Linked DNA regions of Mus musculus: region 2 is linked to region 1. A link is a loop called in an ENCODE intact Hi-C map of the cell type or tissue named here. Cell type or tissue: gastrocnemius. All regions are shown on one strand. Each heading gives the region's core, and the rest is flanking DNA. Links, peaks and the distances in the headings are about the cores only.

Region 1 (5,850 bases), core at 562-5,561:
GCTGGGTGTGGATATTTGCATGCATGTGGGTAGTGTGACCAAGAAACTTAACTGCTAATTTATGGTAGGCAGTTACAGGGTCTGGCACATAGTTCAAGAGTAGACTGTCTGCCTAGCTTCCCCAGAACCCATAGAAAAATAAAATCTACTTGTACTGGCTAGTTGTCAACTTGACACAGACTAGAGTCATCTGGGAAGGAGGAATCTCCATTGAGAAAATTCTCCATCAGATCGGTCTGAATGCAAGTCAGTGGGGGCATTTTCCTAATTGATTATTGGTATGGGAGGACACAGCCCACTCGGGGGATGGTACCACACCTGGGTAGGTGGTCCTGGGTTGTATACATAGGAAGAGCAAGCCTTGAGGAGTGAGCTAAAAAGAAGTGTTCTTCCGTGGCCTCTGCCAAAGTCCCTGCCTCAGCTCCTGGCTCTGTGCTTAAGAAAAAAGAAACCAACACAGTGGTGGTTATCATCCCCAAATGACTTAAATCTCCTACAGTTGCTGCATTATTTACACAGAAAGCTCTGGCTTCCCTCAGTGATTGACTGTGACAGCGGCTTATAAGCCAAACAAACAATTTCTTTCCTGAGCTGTTCTCGGTCAGTGTGTTCTGCACAGAAATAGAAACCCAACTAGGGCACCCGCTGATTTTAATGTAGAAAACCTACACTTGGGGCTGGAGAGATGGCTCAGTGGTTAAGAGCACTGACTGCTCTTCCGAAGATTCTGAGTTCAAATCCTTGCAACCACATGGCTCACAACCATCTGTAATGAGTTCTGATGCCCTCTTCTGGTGTGGCTGAAGACAGCTGTGTACTTACATATACAGTGTACTTACATATAATAATAAATAAATTTTAAAAAAAAGAAAAAAAAAACTACACTTGGCTAGTGGCTGATTGCTTTGTTGAATACTTGGGACAAGAGCTAGGTTGTGGATAGCCCTGGGACTAATTATATTTGATGATAATTCTGTTCTCCTCTGAGGGGTTGTGAACAAGGAATGAGTCAGCACTCAGGTGATTTCCTGTAAACCTGCTTCCCACCTTAATTTGTAAAATAAAGGAGAGCTGATGATTGGGCAGATAAAGGGAAATTGGAGCAGAAAATTGGGGGAGAGAAGAAGGAGAAAATTGAAGAGGGAGGATGCAGAGGAGGAGGAGGAGGAAGAAGAAAAGCAGAGCAGAAGCACGTGACCTAAAGAAACTGCAAGTTCTAAGGGGTCTCATAAGCTATAGAAGATGGCAGTGCGGTTGATCTGCCCAATCTAGGCGCACAGCATGTATTCATATTAACTGTGTTGTGTTTTCATTGATGGGGCATATTTGGGTTGAAGATTTACCGCAACAGAGCTAGGGTTTTATATGGAATTGACAGGGGGTGGTTTAAAATGCACTGGAACTATTGAATGAATGAATGAATGAATGAACGAATGAATAGTAGCCTTAAAGAAAGAGTTTTATGGCTGTTATGGCTAATCGTGACTACCAGCTTGAAAAGGTTTGAAATCACCTGGGAGACACACTGTGGGCGTGACAGTGGGGGCATCTTCTCTCAGTGAGGCAGCTGTGGAGAGAAGAAACACCAGCCCAAACATGAACAGCATCATTTTCTGGGCTGGGTACCAGACTGGATAGAAGAAGAAAGTGAGGGCTTTCCGAATGGCTCAGTGGAGAGGCACCTTCCACCAGCCTGATGGCCAGCGTTTACTCCTGAGTTACCACACATGGTAAGAGAACTGACCCCCACACGTTGTCCTCTGACTTCCATGTGTGCACTTTGGCACAATAAATCAATAAGTGTGTGTGTGTGTGTGTGTGTGTGTGTGTGTGTGTGTGTGTGTGTGTGTTTAATGTAAGGAGAAAGGAAGCTCGGCACCAGCATTATCGGTCTGCTTCCTGACTGTGGGCACAAGGTGACCAGCTGCCTCGCTTCTGGTACCTGACCATGATGGACAATACTCAGTAAGCCGTGAGACCCTTTAAGTGACTATTGCTGGGCATTTTATCACAGCAACAACAACGAAAAAGAAACTGATGAAGTGGTGGTATCAGGTCCAAGCTACTTAAATCACCTATGGTTATTGCATTATTTAACCAGCAGGCTGCAATGTCACCTCCAGTTTGTGGCAGTTATCATCAGCTGATGGGACATTTACTCCGGGGGAATCTTGCTTTTTATTTTTGGTGCTGGAAAATCAAACCTGAAGCCTCGGTCACGCATACTAAGCCAATGTCTCCCCCCTGAGGTATATCACCATCCCCATCTCTGTGTTCTTTCTTGCAAGGACTATATGTGCAGATCATCAAAGGCTGTTTGAGATCAGTAATGCATGAGAGCAAGAGTAGAATTTTACTCAAGGTATGCTTTATTTATGAGTTTTCTGTATACTTTGTAGGAAGGAAAACAGACTGACTGTGAATGTCAGCAGAGATCTAATGAGCCCAGACTTCCTCCTGGTCCTCGGCAGGAGGGGCTGTGCTCCTACTCAATGGCCTGCAAGATCAACAGGTGCTGGCAACAGGCATACTAGACAGCCAACTCCCTGAACCAGCTGTCAGCTGGCTTCAACCTGCTGGCTGCCCAACCTGGCATTTTGTCTCCCTTGGCAAGTCCCACTCTCAGGCTTGCTCTATGAAACGGGAAAGAAAGCACCGAGAATGGGTGAGGGAATCACTCCTCTTGGAGTCCTGAGCCATGCTGGTCCAACCTGCATGAGCCAACTGTTCTCCCACGGAGCGCGGAGAGGCAGAGACCATGTGTGGAACACCTTCACTCACAAGTTCCAGCATGGTACCTGTTTAATGATATATATATATATATTTCCTCCAAAGACCGGAAATCATCAAGGAAAATGGAATACATGATATCACCGAGAGAAGAGAGCAAAAATTACTAAGATTATGTTATTCTCCTAACAAGATTAGCATGGAAACTCCAAATCAGCTAAGAGTCTATTAGTTGCCAGTTTACCATCATTAAGAAAAATTAAGTCAAATGCTTGAAATTGCCTGGCAAAGAAAATCAATGTTGCTTTCACAGCAGATAATGACTCTGCTGGCCCTCTGTATGTATCAGCTGTGTTGGACACTCATGCTTAGTTATGGTCAAACACTGATCTAGAGGCTGCTACAAAGGGATGTCACAGAGACAATAATATCTTGAGTTAGCAAAGCAGACTAACCCTCATAGTGTGGATGAGCCCCCTCCAGTTGATGGAACCTCAAAGAGGAAGGAATCCCACTCCAAAACAGAAATATGGGAACCTTGCCTAAGTGTCCAGCCAGCCTGGCCTGGCCTAGCCTAGCCTGCAAATTATAGACTCAAGACCCTACCACCCACACCTACCTGCATCTTCTCCCAGCAGGCTTTCCCTAGGGATTTCAGGCCTGCAGGACCCAAAATTCCATGCACGCATGCGCGCATCCACACACATCCACATGACTATTTAATTCTCGGTTCTATTGCCCTAGAGAGCCCTGACAGACATGGCTATATTCTGAAGTTAAGGGTGCACAGAAAGTTACTAGAGTAAGAAAAATTTTTCCAAGATTTATTTATTTTATTTATATGAGACACACCAATAAGAGGGCATCAGATCCCACTACAGATGTTGTGAGCCACCATGTGGTTGCTGGGAATTGAACTCAGAACCTCTGGAAGAGCAATCAGTGCTCTTAACCACCGAGCCATCTCTCCAGCCTGAGTAAGAAATGTTTAAAGGCTCATTATCACTAGAGTTGGTTGTTGAAGAAGAGGCGTCAAAGACCTTTCTTAACTGTGTGTGGTCATTTGCTTCAATGTTAAAACCTAGTTACTTTGATTTCATATGAATGTAGAATCTGACTTTCATTGAGACTTTACAGTCTCAGACGTGCTCAGTGTACAGTATAAAAAGCAAGAACGAGGCCATACCTGACTTGTGGTATATTCTTTTCTAGCCAGTGGTAAATACTTCAATCCAATCTGGGATGCGGGCAAATTTGAATTTCTTACTTAGCTTCCAGTAAGACTCATTATTTAAGGAAACACTGGAACTTTGCAAAAGTCATTGTATTTTTCCCCCAAATTCAAAAGTAACTAATGTTCCTTGTAGCCCAACTAAGTAACAAATATAGGCAATGGAATGATAGATAGCTCTGAAAGGGGACGGGACGAGTACTTGCCAAGTACATGAGAGGCCCTGGGTCTAACAATAATGAGTACACAAACATACACATGACCACACACACACACACACACACACACACACACACACACACACACACAGAGAGAGAGAGAGAGAGAGAGAGAGAGAGAGAGAGAGAGAGAGAGAGAGAGTTTGTAAATCCAATGCCTTTGGGCAGTGCTAAGAACATTAGATACCTGGGTCAGGTAAGATCAGAGGTTGGAAGGTAAATGTTTGAAAGCAGAGTAGGGGCATTGAAGACTTGATCTCTAATCTTTGCCAACTGATGTAGGGTAAAAGGATCTAGAATGCCAGTTCCAAGCTGCCAACATAACCTGGATGCAGAGTTGGTAGGGGGTCGGGGGTAACATCGTAACTGTCTATCTGAAGCTAGTGTGAGCAAGCTCCAGGACTCCTTTGGGTGGGCTGGCCAATATGTGGTGTTTTGAGCCTCAGTGAAGTGAGGAAGGAGAGCCGGTGGGAGACTGTGTGGAGACAGCAATGACCAGCTCCAGTGTCAGAGACAAGGGGCAGGGGCTAGTGTTTTAGCAGGGGTGATATAGTTAGGGCCAACCATGGGTTGCTGGACCTTTCAGAGCTAAGAGGGGTGTCTTAGTCAGGGTTTCTATTCCCGCACAAACATCATGACCAAGAAGCAAGTTGGGGAGGAAAGGGTTTATTCGGCTTACACTTCCATACTGCTGTTCATCACCAAGGAAGTCAGGACTGGAACTCAAGCAGGTCAGGAAGCAGGAGCTGATGCAGAGGCCATGGAGGGATGTTCTTTACTGGCTTGCTTCCCCTGGCTTGCTCAGCCTGCTCTCTTATAGGCCCAGAGATGGTCCCACCCACAAGGGGCCTTTCCCCCTTGACCACTAATTGAGGAAATGCCTTACAGTTGGATCTCATGGAGGCATTTCCTCAACTGAAGCTCCTTTCTCTGTGATAACCCCAGCTGTGTCAGGTAGACACAGAACCAGCCAGTACAAGGGGTAGAAAGATTGGGGAAAAGAGGGATGAGCAGAAGCAGAAAGATGTGAGACCCCCTGGTGTGGTGAGGACACCTGCGTGCCACATCCTGTGCTCTCAGAGGCCAGCAGAGGAAGAAGGCATTCACATGCAGGGAAGGCCTGGAACAGGTCACCTGAAGACAAGCAGGATGATGTGACCCTGTGGCCTGGCGTAAGTTGTAGGAAACCAACGGCGAGGAACCCTGTCTGTGGCAGGGATGGGAATCTGGGACTGAACTGATAAGCGTCCAATGTGCTAATACTTGTGAGATTCATCTTTTCTATTATTAGGAAAGAGGACAAATGCAGATATGAGTAAATACATCTGAAATGCACGGTGTTAGGCTGGGGTTAGAAGGGTTGCTGGAAACTTGCGCTTTTAACTGGATAGATATGACTGTGCATGTAAGATATATTACACTGCACAGCTATGTGTGAGTTTAAGATTATATGATATGTTAGTGCATATGCCCATGAGCTATATCTCTGTGTACAGATTCCTGGAAGGCTCTAACAACAGCAGCATCCTACTACTACTGTCCAGTGGGCTTGTGTTTGTTCTTGTTTCCCTGATGGTGGTTTCCCGGAGGGTTACACCTAGGGCCTCACACAGGCGAGGCAGGCACCGGACTACCGGTATCTTTAGACTTCTTTGATTTTGAGGCAGTGTC
Region 2 (5,850 bases), core at 372-5,371, 120 kb after region 1:
TAAATATAAGGGTTAAATGGCCATCTCATGCTTATCAATTTTTCTCTAGTTTTAAAAAATATTTCCTTAGTAGACGACCCTTGGGAGAAGACAACTAGGTAGGCGCTCTAATCGCCGGTGGGCTCTTCTCTTCTGCATTCCAGTTTGCACCAAAACCGATTGCTTCCCTTAGCGCCTTTTGTTTTCTCACTGTGGGATTTCCTATTTTTCTGCAGTGGCACTGACAGTCAGCACAATGGCCCCTGCGGTTCTAAGCCACAGTTCTACTTAAAAGAGAAACCCTAAATTTGCATCTGGACTTCTGCTGCGGTAAGTTACCGAAAGCTAAGTAAAGGAAACCCAGGAAAAGTGAGAGTCAGGACGCTAGCTTGTCGGAACACCTTCCCCACCTTCGGTCGAGACTGGGTCTCTTCCTGGCAAGAGGGGATACTTTGACAAAGGGAACAAAGGACAGGCTGGGCGCTTGCCCGGTCCTGTGACGAAATAGCAGGTTTCAGTCCGGCACCTTCCCGTCCCCTTCCTTTCCCATTATTACTTCGCGTGGTTTTATAAATACCCACACCCAGCTTCGTTTTCCTCAAGCACAGGACGTACACTCTTGAAGTTTTTCCTTTAGCTTTGACTCCATCGCCATGAGATTTAAACTCTGAGAAAAGTTTATAACTAGGTGGCTTAACGGGGCGCTGCGCAGGCCTTTAATCCCAGCGCTTGGGAGGGTAGAATTCAAATGGGATCTCTGAATTCAAGTGACAGCCAGGGGTACATAGAGAAACCCTGCCTCGAGAAAAAAAAAAAAAAAGACAGACTTGCCACACAAGGATGAGGGTGTCAGTTCTAGGCCCCAAAATCCACTTAAAATGTTGGACCTGACCAACACTTTATCGGATGGAAAACTGAGGCTGCCGGTCTTGCTGGCCTCACCTAGCTCCGGGCTCAGTGAAAGACCCTGTCTCACAGAGGTCTATATGGTGGAGTGTGGCAAAGCAGACCACCCAATGTCCTCTAGACACGTGCAACAGCACACATACATACACATACACCGCACATATTCATACACACACACACTGTTGAGGCAAACTGCATCTTGTGTTCTGATTTAGCAACAGATATCACGTGATATAATGTGGAGAGATAACAGTGGATATATTGTACTTGTGTTTTATAAAAAGATAAGGCAAGAAGAAATGTGTTTGGTGGCTGTGCGGTGGGGTGCCTCTGCGGGCCCATGCTGAGCCATCCCTTCCCCGTGAGGGACTAGCCACACGACAAGGGCGTTATAGTATAGAATAGAGTTTATTCAGGGCAATGGGGAAGGGAGTTGAGGAAGTAGAGTTAGAGAAAGGCAGAGAGAGAGAGAAAGGAGTAGAGGCGGGCCATGAGCACGTGGGGAGAGAGTGGAGAGGGTAATGGGGGGGGGGGGCGAGCAGGAGCAAGAGGACAGAGCAAGAAAGAGCAGCCCCTTTTATAATGAGCCAGGCACACGCAGCTGTTGCCAGGTAACTGTGGGGCGGAGCCTAGACTACACGCCCACAGTTCTTCCAAAGGACCTGAGTTTAGTTGCCAGCACCCATGTTGGGCAGCTCCACAAGCACCTGTAACTCCAGCTTCAGAGAGATCTGATGCCTGTAGACTCTGAGGGCCCCTGCTCTCATGCGCACACGCGCACACGCACACATCCACACATAATACAGATAAGAGAACCAGAGAACTGACGATACTAACACCTTTACTTTTATTCTCGCTCTGGGTACTACTTCGAGAGCACTTGTACTATAAAGTACTATATATTTTTTTGGCTTGTAGAAACCAATCAAGTAGTCAGAATTTACAGACAACGAAAACTAATAAAAGAGTAAAAGAGGGCATCATTGACTTATGGTGCATTTATTTAGTCGGCACATCAAAAATGTCACTGAAGAATTCAGAATTTCCATCAAAAGGTCATATGTTGTATAATTGTGCAGATAAAAGTTCTCAACACGAGAGCTAAAGGATGAAAATGAATCTCTAAAGATTCATATAAATCTGGATGAAGAACGTGTCAAGGATGTGTGCTCTGAAGGAAGGAAGAGAAGGCACAGAAAACCGGAGTGTCTACAGAAAGAATGGCTAATGGTGACAGTAATCAGAACCTCTGTGAACTGTCATCCACCCAAAAGTGAGACTATCAAGTGTGGTAGGGAACAACCCTTACTCCAAGCACTTAGGAGGGAAAGAAAATGGATCTCTACAGGTTCAAGGCCCACCTGCTCTTCATGCTGATCTCCAGGCCAGCCAAGGTTAACATTAGAAAGACAAGGAAGGAAGGAAGGAAGGAAGGAAGGAAGGAAGGAAGGAAGGAAGGAAGGGAGGGAGGGAGGGAGGGAGGGAGGGAGAGGGGAGGGAAGGAGGGAGGGAGGGAGGGAGGGAGAGGAAAGAAACAGGAGGGAGGGAAAGAAAGAAAGAAAGAAAGAAAGAAAGAAAGAAAGAAAGAAAGAAAGAAAGAAAGAAAGAAAGAAAGAAAGGAAGGAAGGAAGGAAGGAAGGAAGGAAGGGAGAAAAAGAAAGAAACAAATATGACTAATAGCAGAAATGTAGGTTAGAAAAAAGATGAAAAACTGTGTGTTCAAAAGGAAAAAGCTAACCTATTAGTAAATTTGGAAGCAAAATGTTAAAGTAATCCTAATGTATTTGACACATTAAATGCCCAATATTTGTTTGTTTGTTTGTTTGTTTGTTTGTTTTCCCAAATAAGCCGCCTTCTTTTTCCTTGCTTTTGAAGTTTATTTCTTAGGCAATCGTGCCTGTATGCTGCCCCCTGGTGGCCAAAGGATCTCCTCTTTGGACATTCCACTTATGCCTGAACTTTCTGGGGCAGGATGTTGTAACCCAGGGAACCAAGGGTCTGTTTGTTTGTGCTTTTACCCTAGAAAGAACACTAAAAAGTGAGAGGGTAAAGGAATTTGTTTCTAAGCCTGACAATGTGAGTTTAATTACCTGAAGGGTCCAAAGGGTACCCCATTTCCCTCTAAAAGGGCAGGCCCCACAGACTTGGTCCAACATTGAGACTAGGCTCAGTGCAAACTGGACTTCAGAAACCAAGAAGGATTTCTGATGGTTAGATTAAAGCCAACCTTCCTTGGGAATTTATGAAATAGGCTCCCACCAAAAGGAGTCATTTCCCTTGCCTCTGGCAGAAGAAATGTGGCTCTTCATTGGTTTATACCTGTGACAGCTGTCAGCATATCCAAGTCCATATTGGCTTCCCGGCCCCTTCAGTGCCTATTCACAAGCACCCATTACACATTTCCAAGCCCCATGCTAGCTAGCATCCTGGCCATTCTCACCCCAGATGTCCATTCGTTGTAAGGACAAGCTTTATCTCCCACAACCCCCACCACTACCCTCCATTTCCCCCACTCCAGTTGCCCCCCTCCCGTCTGTCCATGCACACACACACACACACACACACACACACCCAAACACACAAAAAACACACGGAAAAACTGCCATGAAATAAAAAATGATGAGTAAGTTCTGGGTTCAGTCTCCAACAGTGGAGGAGAAAAAGAAAAAATAGCAGAGTCTGGTTTAAAACTTATTTTAGCATGGTGGTGGTGGTACACGGTTTTAATCCCAGCACTTAGGAGGCAGAGGCAGGTAGATCTCTGAGTTCATGGCCAGCCTGGTCTACAGAGCCTGGTCACAGAGATACCTTGTCTCAAACAAACAAACAAACAAACAAATGTAATATAACTCCTCATTATAGTTTTAAATATGGAAGAAAATTACTTTTATTCATAACACATGTTATATACAGTATATCATTCTTTATTACCCCTAAGCATGTTGGTGGTCTTTTAGGGGAACTTGGATGAAAGTTAGAACTCAGTTTTTTCATCTACACTATTGGCATCCTTTAACATATTTAATGCTATTTTTATACTTTTTACTTATTAGCATTTTATTTATTTATTTATTTATTTATTTATACTCTTCCAGAGAATTTAGGTTGAATGGTAGTTCACAAGCATCTGAAACCCCAGTTCCAGGAGAATCTACTCCCCTTTTCTGGCCTCCCCAGTTACCATCATACACATGGTGTGCAAACATGCATGCAGGCAAAACACCCATACACATAAAATTATGTAGATAAATAAATAATAGTTTATAACTAAATAAAATCCTTAAAATTCAAGTTCTCGGGCGGAGCAGAAGATACAAAGCATCGTTCTAGCCATGAAGAGGTGTTGAAAGGTATTTTAACAAATGCTGGTGAGGATGTGGGGGAAGGGGAGTCCTTTCCCTGATGGTGAGTGTGTAAATTAGTGTGACCATTATAAAGATGAGTGTGGACATTTCTCATAAAACCTAAAGAAGACTGTATGTCATCCCTGGACATGAACCCAAAGGGGTCTGTATCCTACAGAGCCGCTTGCACATCTGTGGTCATTCAATAGCTAGGAAATTCAAAATCAGGGATGCATGATCGGAATTATTCCCAGGAAAGTGGGTGGAGCTAGATCACTACCGAGATAACTGGGGCTCAGAAGGACAGAACCTACCCGTTCTCTTTCATACGCAGATCCCAGCTTTGCATGCGTAGATTTGTTTAATTCTGAAGTGTCTATAGAGAACAAGAAACTAGAAAGAGCTCCGGAGAGGGAGGGACGAGCAGAACACACAAGATATGAAATCAGAAGAGCAGGGGATACTGGGAAAGGAAAGGCTTAAGCCAGGACAGGGATGAAGAGACAGGAGGAAGGAGGAGGTGGATGGAAAGATTTAAGCAGGAGATCAGGGGCAAGATGGCTCAGTGGGAAAAAGCCCCTGCCACGCAACCCTGACAACCTGACTCCACAAAGTTGTCTTCTGACCTCCACATGTGTGCTGTGGAACATGCGTGACCACAGACACACACACACATACACACACTAATGTCGTTTATGTAAAACTAAGACTTTTGGATCCTCATATATCCTGTGGTTACTTAATTCTAAAATGTACTTTTTAAAAAAGGAATTTTGAGCTGAGGCATTGAGGATAACGCCACGCCCACAAGCCCTGGGATTATTCAACAAAAACCCTAGTGAGTCTAGGTTCTGACAAGCTGGTATTTAAAACTAGCCATCTGTAGTGGATTTTTTTTTTCAACTTGACTAAGCTGAAGTTATTTGGGAATCAGGATTCTCAGTTAAGAAAACACCTCCATCAGATTGGCCTCTGGTAAGTCTATGGTGCGTTTTCTTGATAAAGGATTGTTGTGGGAGGGCTGAGAGCCCAGAGCACTGAGGCTAGTGTTATTCTGGGCTGGTGATCCTGGGTTATATAAGAAAGCAAGCAGAGCAAGCCATGAGGAGCAAGCCAGTAATCAGCATTCCTCCATGTCCTCTGCATCAGCTCCTGCCTCCAGCATCCTGCACGAGTTCCCACCTTGATTTCCCTCAATGATGGACTGTGGTATGGAGGTGTAAAGCAAATTAACTCTTTCTTTTCTGAGATGCTTTGGCCCAAAGGTCAGAAGGGTTTATCAGATCAACAGAAAGCACACTAAGACACCATCACTGCACCAAAATGCAGAGCATAACAAAACAGAGACCAACTTGGGAAGGGTTATTGCATGGCCCTGTTCTAGGTAGCAAAGTATGCAACTGAGGTTGGAGTATTTGTGTAATTGAACGTGACCGTCCTGAACAAGCTCAACATGATGGTGTGCCTTCTTGCTACCATGGTGGTGGCATGACTGTTGCTGTAGATAGTAAGACATTCAACCGAAATGGCTAAGCCATGTTGGAGTGTCACGGAGAGCATCCCACGGTGAGTAGCATCCACCATGTGAGTGTAAGGATGCCCTGAAATTGACTGAATGACA

The links. Hi-C counts contacts between places; a loop is a spot of excess contacts. Peaks named below come from ENCODE experiments on the same cell type or tissue, not always from the same donor. Only the 100,000 strongest peaks of a DNase experiment are listed, where the experiment ranks them.
Region 2: a loop joins it to region 1, with 10 times the contacts of the local background. A loop is called at or near these places in 3 of 42 quality-filtered maps.

What each region holds. Positions count from the first base shown.
Region 1 is chr8:47,567,775-47,573,624 of GRCm38, forward strand. No RefSeq gene overlaps it. Among named protein-coding and RNA genes, the nearest start is that of Gm39172, 24 kb to the right of the region's middle. In gastrocnemius, for the core only: a CTCF peak has its summit at 2,461; a DNase peak (open chromatin) is centred at 2,557; H3K27ac peaks cover 274 bases.
Region 2 is chr8:47,690,525-47,696,374 of GRCm38, forward strand. Gm31692 (a long non-coding RNA gene) reads right to left here and starts at 4,872. Exons shown (of 6, transcript XR_003947547.1): 1 at 4,544-4,872. It overlaps Gm31638 (a long non-coding RNA gene), which reads left to right. Exons shown (of 3, transcript XR_378945.3): 2 at 216-309. In gastrocnemius, for the core only: a CTCF peak has its summit at 2,809 (motif pointing left); a DNase peak (open chromatin) is centred at 2,795; H3K4me3 peaks cover 337 bases; H3K27ac peaks cover 548 bases.